Linked DNA regions of Mus musculus: region 1 is linked to region 2. The links are chromatin loops, found by intact Hi-C in ENCODE. Cell type or tissue: heart. All regions are shown on one strand. Each heading gives the region's core, and the rest is flanking DNA. Links, peaks and the distances in the headings are about the cores only.

Evidence for each region. A loop is a pair of places that touch in the nucleus more often than their neighbours do. Peaks named below come from ENCODE experiments on the same cell type or tissue, not always from the same donor. Only the 100,000 strongest peaks of a DNase experiment are listed, where the experiment ranks them.
Region 1: a loop joins it to region 2, with 2.2 times the contacts of the local background. A loop is called at or near these places in 3 of 42 quality-filtered maps.

What each region holds. Positions count from the first base shown.
Region 1 is chr13:5,343,309-5,351,608 of GRCm38, reverse strand. No RefSeq gene overlaps it. Among named protein-coding and RNA genes, the nearest start is that of Gm40659, 89 kb to the right of the region's middle. In heart, for the core only: no CTCF peak of the experiment used is centred there; DNase peaks (open chromatin) are centred at 3,498, 3,898 and 5,648; H3K27ac peaks cover 554 bases.
Region 2 is chr13:5,428,840-5,437,139 of GRCm38, reverse strand. No RefSeq gene overlaps it. Among named protein-coding and RNA genes, the nearest start is that of Gm40660, 22 kb to the left of the region's middle. In heart, for the core only: no CTCF peak of the experiment used is centred there; no DNase peak of the experiment used is centred there.

The sequences.
Region 1 (8,300 bases), core at 3-8,002, 85 kb after region 2:
AGAGCTCATGGACAAAGGCAGCTTAGCTCAGAGGATAAACTCCAGTTTCAGTGAGAGACTCTACTTTAAAAAGGACCATGTCTAATGAGAGATGAAGGTAAGCAAAGGATGCATGAGTTGTGGTGATTTGTATACCCTTAGTCAAGGGAGTGACTTGAGTAAAAGCTGTGGCCTTGTTGGAGATGGTGTGTCACTGAGGGTGTGGGCTATAACACCCTTATCCTAGCTCCCTGGTAGTCAGTATTCAGGTAGCAGCATCCAGATGAAGATGTAGAACTCTCTCAGCTCTGCCTAAGCACTTCCTTGCTCCTGCCTTGATGATTATGTATTGAACCTCTTAACCTATAAGCCAGCCACAATTAAATATTGTCCTTATAAGAGGCACCTTGCTTATGGTGTCTGTTCACAGCAGTAAAACCCTAACTAAGACATGAGAACACTACCCAAATACACACACACACACACACACACACACACACACACACACACACACACATACAAACATACACACACTCATGCATGCACACATACACACCCCATTCTTGAAGCACCCTTGCTCAATTTATGTAAGTCATTGTCTTAGTGTTTTACCAGTAGGTTCAGACACCATAACCAAGGCAAATCTTATAAGGACAATCTTTAATTGGGGCTGGCTTACAGGTTCATAGGTTCAGTCCATTAACATCAAGGAGTATGACAGTGTCCAGGCAGGCATAGTGCAGGAGGAGCTGAGAGTTCTACATCTTCATCTACAGGCCAATAGGAGACACGTGACTCTAAAAATGGTCAGGAGGAGGGTCTTAAAGCCCACACACACAGTGACATACTTCCTCCAACAAGGCCACACCTCCAAATAGTGCCACTCATTGGGCCTAGCATACTCAAACTACTACACTCATTTTGCTGTTAGGTTGTTAAATAAACAACTTGCTCTTCCAGGTGGATAACTCTAAAAATTATTGATACCATTACCATCAATTAATGATGTTAGTATTGCAATTAAACTTGTAACCTTGTAGCCAGCAGAGAAGAAAAGGATTAGTGTGTGTGACCACAATGGGAAACACTATGGTATGTATATAGAAAGATGCAAGTTAGGCTAATTCTAACAGACAAGATGCTAAGGCCACACACCTTGAGAATAAAATGGAAAAGTTCTCATGGCCAATTGTCACCTCTATAACCTCTTCACAGTGGATTATCTGATAAAAGATATTACTGAAGTTTTAAAATGATAAAACACACCAAATGGCTAAGAAGCACCTAAAAAATGTTCAACATCCTGAATCATCAGGGAAATGCAAACAAACCTGAGATTCCACCTCACACCAGTCAGAATGGCTAAGATCAAAAACTCAGGTGACAGCAAATGATGGCAAGGATGTGGAGAAAGAGGAACACTCCTCCATTGCTGGTGGGATTTTAAGCTGGTACAACCACTTTGGAAATAAGCTTGGCAGATTCTCAGAAAATTGGACTAGTACTATCAGAAGATCCATCAATTCCTCTCCTGGGCATATACTCAGAAGATGCTCCAACATGTAATAAGAACACATGCTCCACTTTGTTCATAGCAGCCTTATTTATAATAGCCAGAAGCTGGAAAGAACCTAGATGTCCTTCAACAGAGGAATGGATACAGAAAATGTGGTACATTTATACAATGGAGTACCACGCAGCTATTAAAAACAATGAATTTATATAAAATGGATGGATCTGGAGGATATAATCCTGAGTGAGGTAACCCAATCACAGAAGAACACACATGATATGCACTCACTGATAAGTGAATATTAGCCTAGAAATGCAGACTATCCAAGATACAATTTGCAAAACACATGAAACTCAAGAAGAAGGAAAACCAAAGTATGGATACTTCAGTCCTTCTTAAAAGGGGGAATAAAATACCCATGGAAGGAGTTACAGAGACAAAGTTCAGAGCAGAAACGGAAGGAATGGCCATCTAGAGACTGTCCCAGTTGGGGATCCATCCCATAAACAACCACCAAACCCAGACACTATTGCATATGCCAACAAGTTTTTGCTGACAGGAGCCTGATATAGCTGTCTCGTGTAAGTCTATGCCAGTGCCTGGCAAATAAAGAAGTGAACGCTCACAGTCAGCTATTGGACGGCGCACAGGGTCCCCAATGAAGGAGCTAGAGAAAGTACCCAAGGAGCTGAAGGGATTTGCAACCCCATAGGTGGAACAACAATATGAACTAACCACTAACCCCAGAGCTCCCTGGGACTAAACCACCAAAGAAATCACATGGTGGGACTCGTGTCTCTAGCTGCATATGTAGCAGAGGATGGCCTAGTTGGTCATCAAAGGGAGGAAAGGCCCTTGGTCCTGTGAAGGTTCTATGCCCCAGTATAGGGGAATACCTGGGCCAGGAAGTGGGAGTGGATGGGTTGGGGAGCAGGGGGAGGGGGAGGGTATGGGGATTTTTTTTGAGGGGATAACTAGAAAGGGGGATAAAATTTGAAATGTAAACAAAGAAAATATCTAATAAAAAATAAAGCTATACACTATAAAAATTTAAATTGATATATGATGTCACAGCTAGCTTATACATGTTAATATGCATCCAACTGAGAGAATGAACTACTAAAATGTCTCAGGTAAACAGAATTGACACAGTTCAGAAAAGCGTTTTGCTGGATTTGTTAAGTCCCCTTTGACTAGACATGTAATTTGTGGGAGGATGACTATTTGAAATGTATGTTCATATCTACAACTATTTTTCTGTATTAATGGAAAGATATATTTTTATTTAAACTGTGAATTAAAAAATGATAAAACACAAATATAAATGTATGTATATTTATTTATTTATAATGGTAAAATTTAGGAGTATTTAAGCAGAACTAAGCTACTGAAGACACATTTTAAAAGATCAAAGCTCTGCAAATAAACACACATGATAGCCCACACATGTGTCTTCTTTCAAAGTGAGTCTGGAAGCCAAAAACACTTTTGTAACTGTAAGATCAAATATATTTCTTGCACCAAAACTCATTCTGAAAATTGTATGTTGGTTATAAAAACAACCTGTTATAGAGAAGCAAACTCAGGAGGAGCAACTGCCTTGATATTTTAAAGGTGAACTTATGACAGCCAAAACCTGGAGCAGGAAGATTAAAATGCCTTTAATTTGATCATTCTTTGCCTGCAAAATGCCACAGACATTATTGGTTTTGAAAGCTCCGGAAATATGTCCTGATGCTTTCAAGCGTCTCATCCTTCTCAGTATACTGAGTATTTCTCGTCCCTTCTTTCCGATGCCCAGCTCCACCAATGTCAATAAAGCACACTGTCTGCTTTAGTCTGGGAACCATTCACTCTCTGCACTGTCTTCTGCACTCTGGCCGAGATAATGCATCTGGGTCTCCTTAGTGATATTCTGAACACATTTTTGCTCTCTTCCACCCAGAGCACATACTTCTGGTGGAATTCCTGTTGTGTGGGAGGCCAGCTAAACTGCATTCACACACTGGCACTCCCAGATGTGTCCTTGCTGGATTTATTCCAGTCCCTCTGTCTCAGCAGCCAGACATGTGTTGCTTAAGTCTGATCTTCAGTATCTGAGCCTGACAACCACAGGAGCCTTTGTGCTGTTTATTTATTTGATGGCTGTCTGTCTCTCTCTCCCTTTCTCTCCCTCTCTCTGTCTCTCTCTCTCTACCTGAGTGCGTGTTTCCTTCTTTTATATGTTCTTGATTCCTTCTTTTCTATTAAAATTTTAAAAATGTTTGTTTCCAGGACAAAAAAAGTAAGACTTTTAATGGCAGCCAGGAGATGAGATGAGATGGTGTTTGGGTGTTTGTTTTAGTTACAGGAAGGTCACTACAATTACAACTGCAGGCAGACACCTGCACCATCTGTTTTTGTCAATAAGCCTTTCAAAAGAACACAACACACAGTCATTTCCCATCAGGATGTGTTCTTTCAGACCTGTGAAGAACATTGGCTCACCTGGAACATGACTATTTCTTGAAAGATTTTTTTTTGCTATATTATATGATGGTAAGAATTGGTTGTTAAATGTGAGAGTGGGTGGGTAGGGGAGCAGGACAGGGGGAGGGTATAGGGAACTTTTGGGATAGCATTTGAATTGTAAATAAAGAAAATAGCTAATAAAAAAGGGGGAAATGAGATATATAAAAAAAGAGTTGGTTGTTTGTGAGGAAAAAAGAAATCTTGTCTCAAGTTAAAAGCTTGAATCCCTACTCTGTCTCTCTGTCTGTTCCCGAGTCTGTGTCTGAGTGTGTGTCTGTGCCTGTGCCTGTGTCTGTGTCTGTGTCTGTGTCTGTGTCTCTGTGTCTGTGTCTGTGTCTGTGTCTGTGTCTGTGTCTGTGTCTGTGCCTGTGCCTGTGCCTGTGCCTGTGCCTGTGCCTGTGCCTGTGCCTGTGCCTGCCTGTGCCTGTGCCTGTGCCTGTGCCTGTGCCTGCCTGTGCCTGTGCCTGTGCCTGTGCCTGTCTCTGTCTCTGTCTCTGTCTGTCTCTGTCTCTCTGCCTCTCTCTGTCTCTCTGCCTCTCTGTCTCTCTGTCTCTCTGTCTCTGTCTGTCTCTCTCTCTCTGTCTCTCTCTCTCTGTCTCTGTCTCTGTATATTAGTGATGACTGGGGAAATGGGACAGGAGTTTTGGAGAGCAATCACAGCCATCTAGCCATCACTGTTCAGGCTGATGATTTGAATACCTGAGAGAGACACGAAATGATTAACACATAATACTATAGACGGTAATGGGTATACCACTTCCTGGAAAAGACATCATTCATAGGAAGTGACCACAAGTCTTTGTCAACTGATTCCCATCCCTGGAAATATCCAGTGAGTGAAGTTCCAAAGCCTTCAGAGTTTGGTCAGGCATGACAACTCTTTATTTGTTGCTCTTAACTCTTGTGATGGACACAAAATCCAAACAATAGATGTCTGTATGCATTAGATATTTTTGTTCACATGTGATGTAAACACTACCTTTATCATTTTAAATAAGGGAAATTAAGACTACAGCTTAGCAAGAAAAGACAATACCTTATCTAGCCTCCTGAAAGTTCAACAGTTTCATTACCATATCCCACTGTATCATAGCTATTAAAAAAAAAAACAAACAGAAAATACAGGCTTTTAATATTGTGGATAGGATTGTGAAATCACAAACACCCCAGTATGTGATGAGTGCTGTGTGTAACAAAGAGGCGCAGCCGCATTTCTTCACTTTCCATCCTCAGAACAGTCTTAAATTTTAGCCTTCTCTAGAAGGATCTCCCTGATCTTGGAAGAACAAATATTCTCCTGGATTAATTATCTCGGAGGAAACAGTTTTCCAAAGGGAGCCTATCATGGATTGATTTTCTATGTTAATGAGTTATTTATTTTCTCATATATTTCTAAGTCATCTCCGTAAACATCGCTTAGTTTGAAGAAATGAGGAGTTTTTGTTTATTGTAGAAAAGCACATTTTTAAATTACATGCATTTTTTCCCTTTTTGGGTGAGGCAAGAAGGAAAGAAGGAAAACCATAACTTGTTTACTGCAAAACAGAATGTTCGGTTAACTGCCCAAATCAGAACTTTCCCGTACTGACTTAGGAATGAGGGCTGATCAGTAATCTTCACCAAGTTCGGAGGGTTAGAGGTGACTCAGGCTCCATGAATGTGTTCTGGTCTTATTTAAAGAAAGGCCCCTGAGTCATGTGGAGTTGTGTCAAAATGTGTGGTATGTCATGTTATTTTAAAAAGACAGCTTGGGGAGAGGAAATTGAACTATCTTTTTTTTTTTTTCCAGGGAACTTTGCCCTCTTGTAGAAGTCATTTCCCACACATCTCACTTTCTTTGCAGTCAGGCTGTGGTGTATTTTTATCGTAGATATATCCCTAATGACTTCTCATGTCGAGCTTGTGTAGTGAACTATTTTTCATTAATATTTATCCTCAGCTGCTGTTAAATGCATTGCTTACAGCTGAATACATTTACCATCGATCTACTATCATTTGGATGTCTCATCCATCTGAAAGGATGGCTAAACACATATATTTGTTATTTTTAACAATAGGAAAAAATTCACAAACCTAAATGAGTTTCAGTTATCTTAGCTAAGTAAAATTTGAAAGTGTCAATCTTGTTTGTATTCAGAATTTTTAAGTACATGTAAAAATTTTTTAGAAATGTAAAAAAAAAATTAAATTAAAAAGTATAAATACCCAAAGGACTGCCAGGGGAGGAAAAGGCAGCTTTCTTTAGAGCTGTAATTTGTGGTTGGTTGACCATGCTTCTGTGCATGTCCCCACATACATGTGCATGTGGAGAGCACAAATTAAATTCAGTGGCTTATTTATATTTAAAAAAATAAGAAGACGAGGAAAATGAAGTTGCAAGGATGTCTGTGTGGATCCAGGAGTCTAATGGAGAAATGGGACAGAAACAATTCCACATGTATTAAATTCTTAAAGGGTAAATTAAAATATATAAAAATAGATGGGCAGAGGGGAGGTATAGGGGATTTTGGGATATCATTTGAAATGTAAATGAAAGAAAATATCTAATAAAAAATTTAAAAAATAAATATGTAAATTTTAAAAGTGTAAAAAGTACTTTGATGAATAAAATTATACTTAGTTATGATGAACTGTAACTTTAGGGTTCATGATCAAGTATGAAATCTTGAATAAGGGCTTGTCCAAGTATGTGAGCTGATTTGTTATTATAAATCCACTTTTGCTTTTGAGAGTCTTTCTCTATACAACAGGAATAGTATACATTTCAACTCCAGTTTGGGTAAATTGCTTCTGGGTCTATTATTCGGTTCAATCAACCAAATACTAATTAAAGCCATCCCATTTCCAAATCTAAAACACTGAGTCAGGAAACATATCCCTATGTTCAGCTTGACATGCTCCATTTCTTGCTTATTTTCAGTCTCAATACAATGCCCTAAAGATACACTGCCATTTTACCCCTATTTTTGCTGATGAAAACTGGCCAGACATGCAACTGCTTGGGTGTGAATCAGTCTACCACAATTTGAGAATTGAGTCTAACTACAGATTTCAATGGAAATGAAATAATTGTAGTAGACTTTTAGGGTTAGCAGGAATCTTGATCGAATTCCCATTGGTGGGAGTTGCATGTTAGAATGTGGTACTGAAGTCCTGTGACAGAATAGACTCTGCCTACATTGGACTGCAAGAAAGGCTGTCAGAAGGCAGGACTCTATGTTCATATCCTCACCAAAATTTGCTCACATATTCTAATCCCAAATTCCTGGACCCAACTGGTTCAGAGTCATTGTTCTAATTTTAATTAAAAAGGCCCTTTACGCTCTGGAATTTAGTGTGGGCTACAATTGGTCTAACCAAAACTTAAGTTTTATTTTCAGAAGTATTTACCCTCTGGCTATAAGATAAGAATACCTTTTTTACTTGTTTTTTTGTTTGTTTGTTTGTTTGTTTGTTTGTTTTTTTAATTAGGTATTTTCTTCATTTACAAAAAAAAAAAAAAAAAAAAAAAGGCCAACAGTGTAAACTAACCATGTCCCTTTGGAACTCCCAAGGACTAAAACACTAACCTACACAGGCTGTTCTGAAACACCACCACCCCCCACCCCCGGCACATATGTAATAGAGGACTGCCTTGTCATCCTCAGTGGGAGAGGATGCACCTAATCTTGCAAAAACTTGATGCACCAAAGTAGGGAATACAAGGAGGGAAGGAACACTTTCTCAAAGGTGAAGGGAATGGGGGCATGGAACCTGGAGGAGGGAACTGGGAGGGGCAGCATTTGGGATGTAAATAAATGAATTTTTAAAAAAGAGAATAAAATTTAAATAACATAATCAACGACAAGAAAAGATAAAAATGCCTTTCCAAGCAAAATTTGTAAGCTCCTTTTATAGAGCATTTCCTAAGAATTTAGCATCCTGACTTCATCATTCACATTCTCAAATTCTTCAGCATGATTATGAGAAACCAAACAACCTAATTGTTAGCCTCCTTTTTGCATAAAATCTGAGCATTTGCTCATCTCTAAATATTCTTTGTCACTTCGAGCTTCACCCTAAATAGACACTAGTAGCAAATGCAAAAAATATCCCTGTTTTCTTTTAAAATATTTATTTCTATATATGTATATATTTGAATGATATTTGCAGAGAACAGAGTGGAGCATCTTATACCACGGAGTCAGAGTTACAGGAGGTTGGGAGCCACCTAATGTTGATGCTGGGAGCTAATATTAGAACCTGAGCAAGAAGAGTAAGAACACATAACTTCTGAGTCACCTCCCCACCCTCTCTA
Region 2 (8,300 bases), core at 166-8,165:
GTATTCTACAGATCAATTAGTATTTATGAGCAACTTTGTGCTGTATAAAACTATTGTGGGTGGATATAAATTCCACATTATGCTTAGAACCTCATCTTCATAGTATTTTACAGGTATTTTGAAATCATTTATATCTTTCAAAATAAAATATATCTGAACAGAAGGTTAGACTAGTCTGCAAAATTTATAAGCAGCAGTAAATAAAATACATTTTTCTTTACTCTTTGAACAAGAATTGCATAAGACCAGATGCCCAAGAGAATAAAAGTGGAGAACTAGCAACCAAGCTGACCTTAGTTTTATGCTAAGTATATGGGTAATCTTATCCCAAACTTACAGCAAAGTATGGGTCTGGTAGAAGGGAAGCCCAGAGTGGGTAGTCTGTGAGCCCACAAACCTGAAATAAAGTAGCAAAGCCAATGGAAGGGCAAATCCATACACACAATCCCATGAAATGTGAAGCCTAAGAAAAATACTTTATTCCTAGATTGGACAAAATTATCCAAGACATTCAGCAGGAGAGATTTCATGGACAACAAGAAATGATCAACTTAAAAGTCTTTATTTTTAGCTAACTCTTAGCAGGTACCATGGCTACAGGCTGTCAAGGAATCAGGGGAGAGTAGTGTTTTGAAAGAGAGGAAGCTCCACCTTTGGAGTTTCTACTCACTTATTGTCTAAAATTAGCAACAATTTAATGTAGCTTTCTGTTTTGGGAGTTATGCACAACGGTTTTTTTGGGAATGCTGAATTAAAAGCAGATGGGCTCCCTATTCAACTTTCTTCCCTTTCCTGTTATTCTGAAAACAATTCCAGATCATGGGAGTCCCTGAGAAGAGACAGTTTCACAGCTCTGCTGGGATTGCATCATCGGATTCTAATACTCTGAATATAGCCACTGTAAAAGACTGTTTTGTACTAAGTAACATCACTAATTTTATTTTCAAGTAACACTCTCTATTATTAAGTTTACTCAAGTTTGAGCCAAAAACTGGATGAGCAGCAAGTAGAGGGATGAGGAGTCTATTTACCTCATAGGTTATGGGGTACAATCCCTCATGGGGTAGGGTTGTGGGTAGATGCTTGCTCACGTTTAATACATAGGAAGCACAGGAATACACGAAGTGGAGCTGAGATATAAACCAAGGCCAAGCTCTCTAGAAATCTACGTCCTGTCACTAGGTACCACTCCCTAGAGAATCCACACCTCAAAAGTAGATCTACAACCTCAGGACCAAATACCAAACATAGAAGCCTGCGGGAGATGTTTTATTTCCAAATCACAAAACATCTAAGCAAACCATTGTACATCTGCTTTTCTCTTGAATTTTGTATATTCTGGATATAAGAATATATTAAAGCTGGACTTAAAATAATTTTAGTCAAAGATGAGTTTTAAGTAATAGTGGATAAAAGTATGCTTTTGATTCGCGACTAAAATTTCTACAATTTCACTTGAGATTTTTTTTTCCAATATGAGTCTTTTATAATTTGCCTCTGAGACTGGAATGGGCTGTTCTACCAATCCAACCTTCTTTTCTATCACAATTCAAAGCCAGCGTAATAATTCAGATATTTTATTATATAAATCGAATAGAAAAGAGACCAAGATAGGATCAAGCTTTCTATTGTAGTGCACTTACACACAGATAGTTAAGTATTAAGATGGATTTATTCATTATCCCTTTTAATAACTTTGTTCCTAAAGAAACAAATTAGTATATGTCATCTCCATATGCATGAATAGCAACTGCCATGTTGCAGACAAATGATTGACATTTAAGATGGCTGCCCTGGTTGTCACACTGATGACAATAGATTGTTACTGACATCATACAATTAGGGAGGAACAGAATGGTTATAAACTCATGATGATATTGTCACAGTTTTCATTCAAGGCTTGTTAAGTGGCCATAGATATAAAGCTGTATTAGAAACTAGGAGCTTTTCAAATAAAATCATTCCTTTTCTATGTTTTCTGAGTGGATCCTTTTATTGACTGAGTGAAGTTATAGACTCAATCCAGAAAAAAAATGTTGTTTTCAAAGAAATAGATAATCATTAGTAGATACCATTTCTCATAGGTGACAAAGGTACAATACCACTCCATGTGACTAAGAGCATCTCTTGGAGATGACAAATATGATTGCATTTATGGAGGTGAGATGTAATTAAATTGTCTCTAAATTCCGTGTGATTTCCACAGTGACCCCTTGCTTCCTCTTATGGAGAACAGTGATTCTCTTTGTATGCATCTATATTCCTACACCAAGGTAAACCTAGCTCATCTTTCGCTTGGCTTAGAGTGATCCTCTGAACAAACTAGGGACACACAGATTTCCCTTGCTTTGTTTTTCAGTGTATCTACTTCATGAGCAAGCTATTCCCATCATTGTTACACCTTATACCACAATTAATAGGTGAGACTAATATTGATCTCTTAAATAAGTCAAGTGAAACATTTGGCCCTAGCCTAAACAATGTGTTTTATTATACTTGAATGGTATCCTCTGGCAAAAAAAGCAACAGTACATTTACATTTTGTAAAGTGGCTAACATGTTGGTGAAGCCAATACCACAATGACTAAGTCCCATTAAGAGTTACTTATTTAGACTTTTCAATAGTTATTTATTTCTCTGTCCAACATTTCAGAAAAACAGGCATCATTTTACTACCCAAAGTCTCTGTTTAGCAAGCTCATTTTCTTCCTCATAGATAAAGAAATGCTCCATCTGTGGCTACCTAGTTGGTCCCAAGCCAGTGTAAAAATATGTCCAGCTTTGTTCCACAAAGGTGACTTTAAGATTGCCTGGGCGGAATCATGCTTTCAAGCTCAGTGTATGAACTGTGATAAAAAACAGGATTGAATTTCTTTGTTCAGTTTTTCTCATGTGAATTCTGATTAGAATCTGAGAAAAGAAAAAATCCTGAAACAATTTTAGCTCCCAGTATCTGAATATCTCAGCCAACAAAAGGACTTTTTTAATGGTGTATTGCTTTTTCAATATTTTTCTTAGGAGCCTAGTCTGAGTCCAAAGCATCCTGCATGCTGACCTGTCTACATCGCTTTGTTGTCAACATTTTCTTTTGAAATAGGCTCTGAACTTCATTGTTTTGTTATATTCATACAGAGAATAGAATTTCCTCTCTTATAGTGACAGCACAGAACTCCTAACTATAGAAAGCTGCACAAATAAACTTTGAAGATCTTTCTGTGGTGGCCACATGTGGCCCTGGTCTCTGCTGCACACTCGCTGGCCCCTCTGGCACCATATGCTTCTCTCCCTCAGAGAGACACAGCATGTGGCTGCAGAGGAAACTGTTGTGGAGGAGGAAGCTAAGAGGGTTTGATTACAAAGGCTTTTTTTTTTTTCCCAACATTTGCCTCTTGGTAGATGATGCTTAAGCAAACACCCATTAGCAGATGTCATCTGGTCTCTCATCCAGTGCTGCCACAGTGATAAAAACATACTCAAAGATCAAACTGTAACAGTCTCTCTGACTGGGGGATTTCAGAAATGAACCCAGGAGGAGAGTGTCTTCCACCTGTTAGATTTTCAAATATTAATATCAAATATCAAGTGCAATTTAGAACCCTGAAACACCCTCAGCCAGATGTGAGTTTCTTTGAGGAAACCATTGATGCAGCTTGGAGCTCTAAAGAAGATTAGGTTCCATCTTTCATGTTTAACACCCCCAAGATGCAAAGCAGAGGCTTGTGTTTATTTGGTAATGCTTCATGACTCCAAATGTTTACGATGTCGCCTTTCTCATTACACTTACACAAGAATTGTAAACAAGCTTTTGATTGATAGTTAAGGAAGACCATTTCCTTATTTCCTTTATTCGGGTACTCCAGAAAGTGACTTCTCAAGGTGGAGTTCTACCTTTCTTTGTCATATTTTGCTATTAATTTGTGCAGCTATTAATATTCCCTAAGTCACCTCTTTCTGTACAGATATGTCCTAATTGATCTATTTTGGTTTGGTTTGTTCTGCAATGATATTGTATTCCCTTTGAATATTGAAGATTACTTAATAAATTGCTTGCTATAATATTGCTCAAAACAGCCTAGCTGTGGAATCACCAACAAGTGAATGGATAAATACAACTCAGTGTGTTTACACACTAGAGTTTTACTCAGTCATGTAGAAAATGCAATTGTTTTGCTTGTTTGAAAGCAAATGCAACTGAAGATTATCATATTAAATGAAATAAGCCATTCCTACAAAGACACTCTCATATGGGCTTCCTCAAATGTAGGGTTTTGAAAGAAAATGATGGACATGGGATTAAGTGAACAGGGATAGAAGGGCAGGAGAATATGAAGAAATGAGGAATGGCAAGAATGCATAATACAGGAATCTGTCCTGCCCAGCAGGACTCAGTTATTCGTGGGTGCAAGGGGAACTGCAAACCTGGGAGAAAATGGGATGGGAGAGAAAAGAGGAGTGGAGACCAAGTAGAACATCAAGGTCTCCATTTATTAGGCTGCAATGCAGGGTTTTAAAGCATATATCTAGGGGAATAGGGAGGGGTTGAGGGGGAATTAACAAAGAACAAAGGACAAAGAACAAAGAAGTGGGCATCAGGGGACACGAGGGCCAAAGTCAGGCACCAGGCAGCAGGCACTCTGCGTCTTATCTCCGGAAGGTGGAATCCTCCTTAACAGCCTTGGGTGTCAGGCCGGGCTCAGCATATAACTCATTTCCTTGGATGTCATGGGAGTCAGGAAGAGATAGGGAAGAGGGGACTATAATTCAGCTTTTACAGCCTTAGGTGCCAGGAAGGGAACAGGGAGAAGGGAGTGACGACTGGCTCCTTAGCACAAGTCCATTTGGCTTGTCAGGGTGGGAGACTGTGAAAAGCTCCCTTTCTCACGGTATGGCCTCTAACAGGAATCATTATAAGTCTAACATATATGCATACCACAGAAAGCCATGGTGAAATTCTTTACTGTATACAATAAATAGATACAAAATAAATATGAAAACACATACAACACAAATAAGAAAACAAAAACATAATATGTTTCTAATTCTAAGGATTGCATAAGACATGGACTAAAGACATACCCTAATACCTCAAACAAGAAGAAAACGACTTGTAAATTCAGTTTGTAATGCTTAAAGAGTATACATCCTGTGGGTAGGCAAATAAAATAGGATAGAGAAAAAACAAACCTGAGTGTATGAGAAATCAGGATGGAGATAGAGAAAGAGAGGGTGGGGGAAGCTGGTACAGGTTGTATTTATATTTGATTTTGGAGGTTGTTTTCAAGACTTTTAGGTTGTTCTATGTTTTAGAAACATCTTCACATAACTTGTTTACCAGGACCTACTAATTCCTTTTGTTGTATCATACGAACACTCCTCTGGAATTGCTGGCATCTCACATTTTCTTCATCATCATACCCATATCAAGCTTGATTCACTTAGCCGGTCTACATGAACTCATTTAGTAAGCCTACTGTCCCACCACCCACATATGCACACACAGAAGCATGTGGAAAGTTTTAAAATCGGCCAAACATTTATGGAAATTGTCAAAGTTTGGTCCTGTTCCATTCATTAAATGTTCCAGAACCAAGTTCACCCTGGTAAGTACTCCATGATATGGAGGGGTTTTGATAAACGTAGGAGGCCATTATTCTGTCTAGATCCTCTTAGAAGTGCTTGGGTAGAGGAGATGAGAAATGTATCTGCAAGGAAGTGTGGAACTGGACAGACATGGGTGACAAGGGAGGTTACTTAAAGGGGAACAAAACAATAGACAGGCAGGAGCTCAGAAATTCTCTTTTGTTTGCAGGAGGACAGCAAGAATTTGTCTGAAATGTCCCTAGATGAGATCAAGAGTATAATGAGAGAAACTGATTTGAAAAATAGTTTTGGATTATACCAGAAAATTTTATATAAAGATGAGAAGTGAAGTTTACTGTTCAGTAGTAAGAAGGTACCTGAGCTTTGGAGCCTTGGGTCTTTTTTTTTTTTTTTGGTCAGGGAACCCGGAGTATCTTTGCCTCTATTATTACAGTATTTATTATTTTCTATCTGCCTCTGGTAGATTTTTGCTTTAGGTCTTCTTCTGGCTTGCCTCTGGTGTTTAGCCTATGGCTATGTATTCTATAGCTCCAGAAATGCAAGACAAAATATTTTCATCCATGTAGATAAGAATTTGGGGTGAACAGTCTGTACTTTGAAGCCAAAACCAACACATTTACTTCTTTTGTGGACCTTGCCAGAGACAAAGGATTTCAGATGAATTAATCACTTTCTGTGACCTTAAGAAAATGTCTGAGGCAAGGTACTTATAATAAAAGGGGTACTTTATCTCATAATTTTGTGTACTAAATAGCCAACAAACCAAGAGCATATGGCTAGTTCAGGGGCAATTTTATAGCCCTTTCATCAAAAAGGGAACTCAGTTCAGGGTTGAGTGCATATGTGGGTGGTGGGACAGTAGGCTTACTAAATGAGTTCATGCAAACAGGCTAAGTGAATCAAGCTTGATATGGGTATGATGATGAAGAAAATGTGAGATGACAGCAATTTCAGAGGAGGTTCTTTCTCTTCACAATACCCTTAGTGACTGACCTGAGTAGCTACTATGAAACCTACTTCTTAAAGTATCTACACTTCCTACAAACACTCTAAATCCCCAGGGAAACAAACATAATTTTTAAGAGAGACACTCAATCCATGTCCAAACCACAGAAAGGGACCCCTGTTTATGCAGGCTGTGTGACACTGACTTTTGCATATAATGATGTGGTTTGTGAAGAAAGGCTCCCAGCAGCCTAAGATAATCCTTGCAAAATTTAATGTGCAAATTGGTCACCCAAAGTTCTTACTAGAATGCATATTCTAATCTGGATTTGTGTCAAAGATACTGCCTTTGTCACAGGTTCTGTGGTGAAGCTGTTTCTGAACATGAAGAAAGAGGCTCTAGAACACAAGCCTAGACATGGAGGTGAAGGACCTCATCCTTAAAATGAAAGATTGCATAGGATACGTTTTTTAGACTTGGACCCAGTGTACTTCTGATGGAAAAATATTTCAGGAACCTCACATAATAATCAAGATAGATAGAGTTTCCTTTGAGTCTGATTTCCTCCTTTTTAATTCTTGATTCTTTTTCCAATATCTCACAAGAAAATAACCATTGCCATAATTAGCCTTTGGAGAGCTAGCTAAAGTTCTCTTCAGAGTGGTGACGTGTTTGGCAATAATCTGGGTTATAACGTGTTCTAGGTATATGTGTGAGGTCTTGAAATACAGCATAGAGGATAGAATGGATGACACTTGGATCCTTGGTACATGAAATAAATGTGTCCTCAAGCTGTAGTTCTTTTTTTTTTAAAGATTTATTTATTATTATATCTAAGTACACTGTAGCTGTCTTCTGATGTACCAAAAGAAGGCATCAGATCTCATTAAGGATGGTTGTGAGCCACCATGTGGATGCTGGGATTTGAACTCAGGACCTTCAGAAGAACAGGTGGTGCTCTTAACCACTGAGCCATCTCTCCAGACTCTCCAAGCTGTAGTTCTAATCCACCTTCTTCTTCCTTTTCCCCTTTTCCCCCCCACATATACTCATCTCAATAGCAAAGCTGTTATGGTCAGATTTTCTCTCACATACTTCATCCAGAACTTACCACCTTCAGTAGTTTAGCCCTTGCATTTTTACATCACAAGGGGCCCAACAACATGACTGTAGCTCTATTTTATTGCATTTCTGAATGGCTAACACATACATCACTGATCACTGACTGAACATATATTCATTTTTATTTCCTAAAGTATATGGTAGAGCTTTTTGTGAATGATAAATTCCTTTCAGACACACTTATTAATATATTGAAACTGAAACAGGTCTAGATGAATTAATGAGTTGTTATGAATTTATGAGTAGCCATGTGATTTAGTAAAATATATAAATAAAGTAAGATTTTGATTTATATATTCACTGATATGTGTGCGTGCATATATGCACATATATATTTTGTACTTACTGAAGAGGATATGGTGCACATACATAACTATTTAGGTGTGAGCACTTATGTGTGTGAGAAGACCAAAGTCAAAGGTGAGGTGTCTTCCACTAGGTCTCTCCCATTATTGGCTTTAGGCAATGTCTATTACTGAAGCAGAGATTCATCTGTTCAGCTACATTAGCTGCCCAGGAAGCTCTAGAGATATGTTTATCTCTACCTTCCAGTGCTGGAGTTAGAGACACCTGCAGGGCTGTAATACATATGCGCATATGTGCATTAAAATCCATACATGCACATACATGT